Linked DNA regions of Homo sapiens: region 1 is linked to region 2. A link is a loop called in an ENCODE intact Hi-C map of the cell type or tissue named here. Cell type or tissue: PC-3. All regions are shown on one strand. Links, peaks and the distances in the headings refer to the core of each region. The heading gives the core; the rest is flanking DNA.

Region 1 (2,500 bases), core at 1-2,500, 140 kb after region 2:
GGAATAATGTTCTGTGAATTCAAGTATACAAGGCAGGAGGATCACTTCAGGCCAGGAGTTCCATACCAGCTTGGGCAACATAGCAAGACCCCGTCTCTACAAAAAACAAAAAGAGAAAAAAAATATATAATACTTGAGGTAGTTGAATTGCCGTGATTTATTGTCACCAATATTTTTAAATCTTATATTTATTATAATAATACACATTACATTTTTATAACTGGGTTATAACATTGATTATTCTCACTTATTCTAGATGTGACTTATTTAAATAAGTTTAGAATTATATATTAAATACAATTATATTAAAAACATTTTTGCTTTTATGTAAAACACTATTTGCCATGACATTTTTTGTCACGTAATTTTGTTTTTCTTTGTGTTTGAATATGATCAAATACTTCCCAAAATTAAACTTACAAATGTATATCAACATATTATAATTCAAAAGCTGTTTTTATTTGGGAAATAAATAACAATGTGTAAAGACCGGGAATTTGTTCTCCTACCTAAGCCTGATGATTAAAAGACAGTGTAACTATGCAGGTGTTAAACATTTTCTATATTCTTACAGCCATCTCTGTTCATATATCCATTTTTAACTCCACGCCCCTGTAAGCCTTTGAGTTTGTGATCCCTGGTGAAGACAGTGACCCACATTGATTTTTTTTTTTTTTAAGGTTTCTCTCTCTCTTTTTTGCTTTTTCTCTCGAATATAGGACCTATATCTTTGTTAAGGCAAATCCTTTATAATATTCATTACTCAAAAGTTAAAAGTTCCTGAGTAGTAGTATGAAAGAACTAGATTATCTTTGGAGAGTTATAATGACATGCCTATATATGTAGCAGTAATTTAGAATAGGCATCTATTTAGCTTATGTGAAAATTTCTCACGTTTATAAACGTTAAAAGAAACCATACTTTTGCTTTTTGTAAGATAAAACCACCACCTTATTGCACCGTAATGCTGCTCAGATATGGAAACCTTGGTTAGGTAGTATTACAGGAAAATGTAAGCATATGATAGCAACTAACTTCTTGTTAGTGATCTTACATTGCTCAGCAAGTATAGCATTATTGCAAGATTTACAGAATTCAGGTCTTTAAAAGTTTATATTTTATTTCCATATGTAGATAAGCTTGTCAGTTTACTGTTGGAGTATCATAAAGTTTTTGTTAAAATTACACAGATTATTAGTAATTTCCAAAGATAAAAATTATGTTTCTAATTAAACTTGAATTTTTAAGTAACTGATGCCCCCATGTGGCAAAGGATTTATTTTGCTTTTGCTTAAACTTGGAGAATGACTGTCTTTTCATTTTTCTTTAAAAAAGTGGACATTAGTGTTTATAAAGAAGCTGTTGACCAAGAGACATAATTTGAATTTTGTAAAGCTCATTGCCATAAAATTCACAGCCCCTTACCCTGTATTGTCTCACAAGTGCATGTAATCAAGCACGTACAATGAGACAAAATATTGGAAGCTATTTAATTACAAATAGCATAGGGATTTTCTGATCTTATATGTGATTTCTTAATGTCTTTGTTTTTGTGTCTCACATAGGTGATGTACAGTTCATTGATTATGAATATTCTGGATACAACTACCTGGCATATGATATTGGAAATCATTTCAATGAATTTGCAGGTATAACTAATGGAGTAACTTATTTAGCTTTGAAACGATATTTTCAGAATATTTCATTCTTTTTTTAAAGTAGATAAACCGTGAGCAGGGGGAACATTTTCCCACGTGTTGTTGACCGTTTTTCTTTGCTTTTGTTTATCACTGGAAGAAAGCAGAGATGACCAAAATTTCTTCCTTAATTGCTATCAGAAAGTAATAGGTGGCCGGGCGCGGTGGCTCACGCCTGTAATCCCAGCACTTTGGGAGGCCGAGGTGGGCGGATCACGAGGTCAGGAGATTGAGACCATCCTGGCTAACACGGTGAAACCCCGTTTCTACTAAAAATACAAAAAATTTAGCCGGGCGTGGTGGTGGGCGCCTGTAGTCCCAGCTACTTGGGAGGCTGAGGCAGGAGAATGGCGTGAACCCGGGAGGCAGAGTTTGCAGTGAGCCGAGATCGCGCTACTGCACTCCAGCCTGGGCGATAGAGCAAGACTCCATCTCATTAAAAAAAAAAAAAAAAAAAAAAGTAATAGATAGGAGAAAAATAATGATTGTGGCTTCTGTTGAGATCAGACATAGCATAAGGTGCTTCATAAATCTTACCTCATTTTTTTCTCCACAGCAGCCCTACAAGGTAATACTCGCAGTTTACATATCAAGAAAGAAACTCACCAAGGTCACAGTAAAATACAGAGAACTAAGATTTGAAGCTAATTTTTAAGCATTTAAAAAGCCTTTGCTGTTTCCATTGTAAACTGGGGCTTTTGGAATATTAGTTCACTAAAAAGTTCAATAACCTTTTTTGACTTTGTCTATGAATATTGAAAAGTTGGTCATTTTTACCCCTATTAATTTATAATTACTTAAGT
Region 2 (7,884 bases), core at 2,512-5,011:
GTTCAATACTTTATTTAAAAAATAGTCTTTGTTTTAGTTGATTCTGTCCAACTGTAGGCTAATATAAGTGTTCGGTGCACATTTGAGATAGGCTAGGCTAAGCTATAATGTTTGGTTGATTAGATATATTAAATGCATTTTCAACTTGGGATGAGTTTATCTGGATATAACGCCATCACAAATCAAGGTGCATCTGTAATGTGTTGATCATAATAGTAATGCCAGCTTTGTTTCCTAGTTATTTTCTTTTTCAGTAGTTTCTGTATATTTTCTGAAGCACAACACGTATGCATTAGAATATGAATAATTTTCATTTTCACAAGTCTCCACTTTGACCCAAGACTAATTAGAAAGGAGTCCCATTTGAATTGATGATGATGATAATGATTATGGTGACAACATTTGCTGAGCACTGATACACGATGTACTAAACACTTTACAGGTAGTATCTCAGAGCAGTCACATCAACCCAATAAGGTAGTATCATCCCCATTTTACAAAGGAAGAAATTTTTAATAAAAATTAAGTAATTTACAGTGTCAATAGCTGTTAAGTGGCAGATCCAGGATTAAAATTCAGATCTTTATGATCCCAGATTATATATTCTTAACAATGCAAGAATCTGATTTAAAACAAAAGAAGTTTTATTCTTTTCAATGAATATAAGTTAAAGCAAGCTAACTAAAAAATTCCAAGCCAGGAGTAGTGGCTCATGCCTGTAATCTCAGTGCTTTGGGAGGCAAGGCAGGAGGACAGCTTGAGCTCAGGGGTTTGAGACCAGCCTGGGCAACACAGCGAGAAAAAAATTAAGTAAATAAAAAATTCCAAGAATAAGGGTTTTCAAAACATGCTCTGATAAATAAGAATGACCCAGATCTTATCTCTAAACATTTACTAAATATTTTCACTTGACTGTCCTGACTTCATGTCAAATTCATACTTATGGTGGAAGACTTAAGAAAACTGACTCAATAATTTACCTACTAAAATATTAAGAAAGCAAATCCCAGCACTCTGGGAAGCTGAGGCAGGCAGATCACTTGAGCTCTAGAGTTAAGGCCAGCCTAGCCAATATGGCAAAACCGTGTCTCTACAAAAAATTTAAAAATCAGCCAGGTGTCATGGCATGTGCCTGCAATGGCATGTGCCTGCAATCGCAACTGCCCGGGAGGCCCTGCTTCAGGCAACAAAAAACTTTTAAGTAACTTTTAAGTACAAAAATCATTATTAATCAGTTTGAAAATGTGTTTTAGAAACACAGTATCAATACTAGATCAGTTTTAAATCATGCATTTACTTACTATACTATACAAATTTAGCAAGCATTATCTCAAATTATGTTGAGAGAAGCAACAATTTTACTAACAATAATTTACTATTATTTATTTTTAAAAAGGCATCATCTTAAGATATATTATATACATATATATATATATTTTTTTTTTTTTTTTTTGAGCTAGAGTTTCACTCTTGTTGCACAGGACACGATCTCAGCTCACCACAACCTCCGCCTCCCGGGTTCAAGTGATTCTCCTGCCTCACCCTCCCAAGTAGCTGGGATTACAGGCATGCACCACCATGCCCAGCTAATTTTGTATTTTTAGTAGAGACGGGGTTTCTCCATGTTGATCAGGCTGGTCTCGAACTCCCGACCTCAGGTGATCCACCCGCCTCAGCCTCCCAAAGTGCTGGGATTACAGGCATGAGCCACCGCACCTAGCCTAAAGATACATATTTTAAACCAGCAAATATAGCACAAATGTCTTTAAGGACAAATAAAAAAGATTAAGATTGTTATTTATAATACTTTCTTATTATTCCTTACCATGTATGGTGTCATAAATTGGAAACCATCCTGAGATGACTGTTGCAGCTTCACTATACAGTAAAGGATCAATATCAATGTACACTTTACCAATGGCATCATTTGCACTGTAAGTATCATGGTCAAGAACTGTGATCTGTAAAGGTTCATCTTGTAAGTCTTCATCATCCACCTACAAGTATACCTTAAAATTAAAACTCATATAGTTTTTAAATCTTAATTACCACAAATGTATACCTATATCAAATGAAAAGGATGACACATCTGCAAATAAAATCTTACAGATTTCTAAGCACCAAAGTAAAGAAAAGAATTAACACACAAAAAGATATAGCTCCTTTTCCTACACAATATCCCATCTTTCTAAAGAAAAAAAGTTTATCTCTCAGCACAAGACTGGGATGACTAACAACAAAAAAATTTAAATCTCAATTTTTTTTACATATTATCCTGTGTTTTACAACTTTGCCTATGATACATAGCAAAAATGCCTAAGGAATGTCATATTAGAGTTCATGTAGTATCTATAGAGAGAAGAATGCTAATTGAGCACAATGACACCACAATTTCTAAGGGCGATTTCAGAGAACAGAACCATAAGCAAAATTAACATTATGTGTAAGAAAAAACAACCTAAGTTCACAAATTAAGTTCATGATATAAACATCTACCCTCTCTCCTTTTATTTAGTCATTATCGAGTTGTTATCATATGCCAAACACTGTGCCAAACAGAGGCATTTACAATGGAGAACAGTGCAAAATGATTTCCTCATGGAAGACGTACTCACTATTTTGGCTGCCACCTTCTGGATATCATGCCATTATCTAATTTACCAGTCCCCTTCATCAAATATAGTGGCCAGAAGGGAACATATTATAGACACTATTAAGATTGGGACAGAATACCAAAGGATTATTATTTTCTATAATTAGAAAATTATACTTTTAAAATGCAGTCCATGGATGTTCTTCTTTACATCAGACATACCATACTATTAAGACTGAGTCTGTGGTTGGCTAAAATCTCTGTATCATTCTTACATATGCTTTGGTCAAGTGATAGCTCTGCAACCCTTATACTCTGGTTGGTTTTTTAAACTTGGATATGAAACATTTATGCCTTTCCCTATCCCCTATTTAATTTATTGTTGATGTTAAGCTAATAATCCAGCCTCTGAAGATTATTTTAAAAATTAAAGAATATTAAGGAATTATTGATATCATTAGTGTGATAATGTGATCTAAGGTTTTGTTTATTTATAAGGGGTCCTCCTTTATAAGAGGTATATAATTTGGAATTCACAGATGAAATCATATAACATCTCAAATTTGCCTTAAAATATCCCCACAAGGAAAACCGGGGTGGGCAGGAGTTAAAAAGGCAAAACAAGAACAGTAGAACGTAGACAGCTGTTAAAGGTGGGTGAGGTTCAATATACTAATCTATCTTTGTGCATGCTTGAAATTTTCCATAATGAAATGTTAAAATAAAATGATCATTTTGAATCCCAATCCATTCCAAATCATCTGTCATCCAATGGCATTCTCTCCACTACTATTGTTATGTATACATTTAACAGAAGAGAAAGAATCATAAACCAAACCATTAACCATTACTCTAAGACATTCCCCCCAATTTCTAACTCCATTAAAAATACTCTCTGTATATACTTATTTAACCACCTGTACATTCACCTCTGAGTATTATTTTTTCTCATGGTACACTAAGGTATCCCTTCCCTGACATTAGGGGGTGCTATACTAACAACTAAGTGACTAAAAATAGCTTGTGATACATACATAGATAGCTAACAAGATGAATAACAGGGAAAATCAAGAATTAATCATAATGAATTAAGAATATTTAGTACAGTAAATGAAGCCTATCTGGAATCGCAAAATATTATAAATTAAGACTTTCTGAGAAATGTTTTAAATGTTTAAATTAGCAATATGCACTGCCAAAAGACTGCATTTCTTAGCCTCCCTTGCAACTAAATGTGATACAAGCATAAATCATTACAGAGAGCTTGGTAGGGAGGGGGCAAACTTGTTAAAGAAGGCTTGCTCATCTGAAACTGTTATGTTAACTCATCAGCTCCTCCTCCTGGACTCCCCTTCACTCTAGCTCCTTCTGCCAGCCTGGAACACTCATGTGCTCACTGGAACTCCAGGTGCTAAACTGGAGCCAAAAGGACCTTGAATCACTTTAAGAGAAACCACAGGCTATGTATAGATGATGGAGTCCCAAATGACTGCGTGGAGCAACCACACTACCCTTACACTGCCTGGCACGACATTTCTTTCACATAAGAGAAAAACATCTATTTTGCTTAAGACATGTATTTGAGTGCTATATATATATATATATATATATATATATATATATACACACACACACACACACACACACACACAGTGTATATATATTATACACAACTGTATACATAACAACTATATATACAACTGTGTATATATATACAGTATATATATAACTGTATATATACAACTATGTGTATATGTATACATACAACTGTGTATATATATATACACAACTGTGTGTGTATATATATTTAAAACTGAATATATATATATAACTGAATGCAATTAACAACTGATAAACAGGGTTAAAAAAAGTACTACATAATCAATGTTAACTATAAACACAAAGTTTTAAGTACATTTTTCACAGCATATATATTATTCGGGAAGACTAGTCAAAACAGTAACTTACTAAATTTTTTTTTTTTTTTAAGACGGAGTCTCACTCTGTCACCCAGGCTGGAGTGCAATGGCGTGATCTCGACTCACTGCAACCTCTGCCTCCCAGGTTCAAGCGATTCTTGGGCCTCGGCCTCCCACATAGCTGGGATTACAGGTTCACACCACCACACCCGGCTAATTTTTGTATTTTAGTAGAGACGGGGTTTCACTCTGTTGCCCAGGCTGGTCTTGAACCCTGGATCTCAGGTGATTCGCCTGCCTCGGCTTCCCAAAGTCCCAAGATTATAGCTGTGAGCCACTGCACCCAGCCACTAACTTAAGAAATTTTAAGGGAACTGCCTGGTAAATCCCTTATTTCAGAAAATAAATATATTATTTTTCATATTGTTAAGTAAGCTGCTTGAGTACTCACTAGCTTTAAAAAATACCAGTTTATTACCATCATCATTAAAATGAAATATCATTTTTTAATATTTCCTAGTATCATGAAAATTACTCTGACACATGAAGCTTGCCTCCTCCCACCATTCCAATAACAATGTAATGAAAACTATTCGTTTTTAACCATTTCTAGGTTATAGTTGGGGGGGAAAGGCTATCAAAATAAACTATATAAACATCCCAGTGTTTTGCCTGGGTAATGAAGATAGACTCTAATTCTAAATCCATCTGAAATCATGTAAGGAAGTTACTCTGATTATTTTTTGACACATATATTCCACACCTTTACCTTAATAATGTAGTTTAAAATGCCACAATAGACTCAATACATGTGCAACGGGTCTTTCAAAATAGATAGTGGCATTTTAGAAGCAGCTAAAAGAAAAATTTGTACATATACACAAAAGAAAATGAGAAGAGAATCAAAATATTTCACCATGAAAATATCAACTAAAAATATGAATTTGTAGGACTCTCACTTCCTGATTGCAAAACTCACTACAAAGCTATAGTAATCAAAACAGTATGGTAATAGTATAAAGACAGACATACAGACCAATGGAATGGAGTTGAGAGTGCGGAAATAAATCCTTACATCTATGTCCAACTGATTTTTTTTAACTTGCCTCAAAGGTAAAGTCCTAAACAATTTACTGACTTCCAGTTCAATGTTCTAGCAGATAACATGGAAGTCCATTTTAAAAGAGGAGGAGTTTACAGAAACTAGAAATTACCTTCCTTAGAGAGATCCATTTGCTTGAAAACCTTTGGGTAAAAGCTACTGGGAGGTTAAGAATAACTGTTTCTATAACTGAGTCCTTTTGACAGAAGACTGAGACACAGCCAAGCTACTCTGATGAGGTCGTAATTTTGAGAAACACAGTTATATTCCACAGAGATAATAAATAAAAGCTGTCACTGTCCATAAATGCTGAGTCTACAGACGAGGTACACCTTTCTTATACAAACTGAGATTTAATTTTAGCAACAAAAGCTTTTCAAACTGCAGTTCTATTTTTTTAGCACACCTACACCACTCAGACTAATTAAACTATACATTAACGAAAGAACAGAAGATATACCCCAAAATGCTAATATTTAAACCCACTTTCTGCCAAACGCTGAATGTCTATCCAAAATGCTGAGTGATTTAAAAATATTATTCCCAGGCCGGGCATTACGCCTGTAATCCCAGCACTTTGGGAGGCCAAGGTGGGTGGATCACCTGAGGTCGCGAGTTTGAGAACAGCTTGACCAACATGGAGAAACCCTGTCTCTACTAAAAATACAAAATTAGCCAGGTGTGGTGGCGCATGACTGTACTCCCAGCTACTCAAGAGGCTGAGGCAGGAGAATCGCTTGAACCTGAGAGGCAGAGGTTGCAGTGAGCCAAGATCCCACCATTGCCCTCCAGCCTGGGCAACGGGAGTGAAACTCCGTCTCAAAAAAAAAAAAAAGTTTACATATATTATTCTCTTTTTTTTGACTAGTGCAACTCATATTAACATACAGCAACATGCTTCATAGCCACCTCAATACTACTCTGGAAAGAATTCATGTTTGAAAAAAAACAGAGGCTCCAAATGGTAAGGCTGTCTGAGGTCATCTGCAAATTAGCAGGCACCAGAAATAGAATTTGTTTTCTCTTAATCCAGACCTTTAAGCTTTTCCAATAGAGGGCAGCTATGCAGTATCCCAACCACTACAGAATGTGCCTTCCAACACTAAAAGAAAGATCACGGTCCTAATATAAACCATAAGCAAAGCAGCGCCTAAAAATCGTAGTGTCATTTCTTCCATCTTCAGGTATCAGTTTGGCAGGTTCCCCAGCATGATCAAAGCATCTTTCAAGCAAATCAATACTTTCCTTCCCTTGTTCTCTTTCACTGAAGAATGACACCTTACCCTGCAAGAGCTAAACTTTACCCAGGCTCCATAATGGTTATGAAATAGGCCTCAGAAAAGGCACAGCAGCCACAATGCTGCCCAATATAAGGGCCAGCATGAAATAGCAGGGGAAGAAAAACCAAATTGGTCCTCACAAGGTTCTTAAGTAGTCCAATGAAAATTCCAAAGAAGAAAATTTCAGTTCCAGCTGAGGGGTGAAGGAAGTGGTATCAGAGAAATGGGCAATATGTGTGGTAAATATTTACCGAGAGTCTATTACACGCTCTTCTGGGCGTTGAGGACATAGCAGTGAAGAAGAACAAAAAAAGCAGGGAAAACATTGCTGGCACAGGGAACAATAAATGACAAAGATGTTTAACTTGGGAAGGGGGGGTGGTGGGTAGAATGGGAGAATGTAAGATGGAGGTGTGGTGGTCTGGTAATAGCTTTGGAGTCAGGCAGTCTTCGGTTTGAAACCTCACTCTACCACTTAGCTAGCTCTGGGTTGGACTTCTGAGTCATCTTAAAATAAAAGGTGCCTTCACGGCATTGTGAGAATTGAATGAGGTTAACACATGTAAAGCACTTCACCAGCGTCTGGGCTATAATAAGCAGTCTGTAAATGAGAACTGTATCTCCTTTTGTATGTCATCTTGTTGTTCTCAAAGCCTAGTACAGTCCCTATAATCTCCTGGAGGATTGGGGCATGCCGACAGACCAAATCAACCCATGAAAAAATAAACAGATGTAGAGAGAAAGAGGGCAGAAACTGCAGGGAGGTGGCTGGGCGCAACATAAAACAGACATCCTAACAGTAACACAACGGACTTCCTAAGAAGAGCACAAGAGGAGAACATGAGTGATAGGGACCTCTACATTCAAGGGCCTCAAGGAAGGAAGCACAAGTGGGAAGAAGGGAGGAATGAAAAGAGACCTGGGTGAGGAGATGGGAGGCTCTCCTTTTGGAGAAGTCCCCTCAGATCACCAGGCCATGAGCCATTTGAA

What was found. Peaks named below come from ENCODE experiments on the same cell type or tissue, not always from the same donor. Only the 100,000 strongest peaks of a DNase experiment are listed, where the experiment ranks them.
Region 1: a loop joins it to region 2, with 3 times the contacts of the local background. A loop is called at or near these places in 12 of 110 quality-filtered maps.

Annotation. Positions count from the first base shown.
Region 1 is chr12:22,669,707-22,672,206 of GRCh38, forward strand. It overlaps ETNK1 (ethanolamine kinase 1), which reads left to right. Exons shown (of 8, transcript NM_018638.5): 5 at 1,566-1,649. Among named protein-coding and RNA genes, the nearest start is that of LINC02955, 29 kb to the right of the region's middle. In PC-3, for the core only: a CTCF peak has its summit at 1,254 (motif pointing left); no DNase peak of the experiment used is centred there.
Region 2 is chr12:22,525,896-22,533,779 of GRCh38, forward strand. It overlaps C2CD5 (C2 calcium dependent domain containing 5), which reads right to left. Exons shown (of 27, transcript NM_001286176.2): 4 at 1,826-1,997. Among named protein-coding and RNA genes, the nearest start is that of C2CD5, 15 kb to the right of the region's middle. In PC-3, for the core only: CTCF peaks have their summits at 3,586 and 3,788; no DNase peak of the experiment used is centred there; H3K27ac peaks cover 207 bases.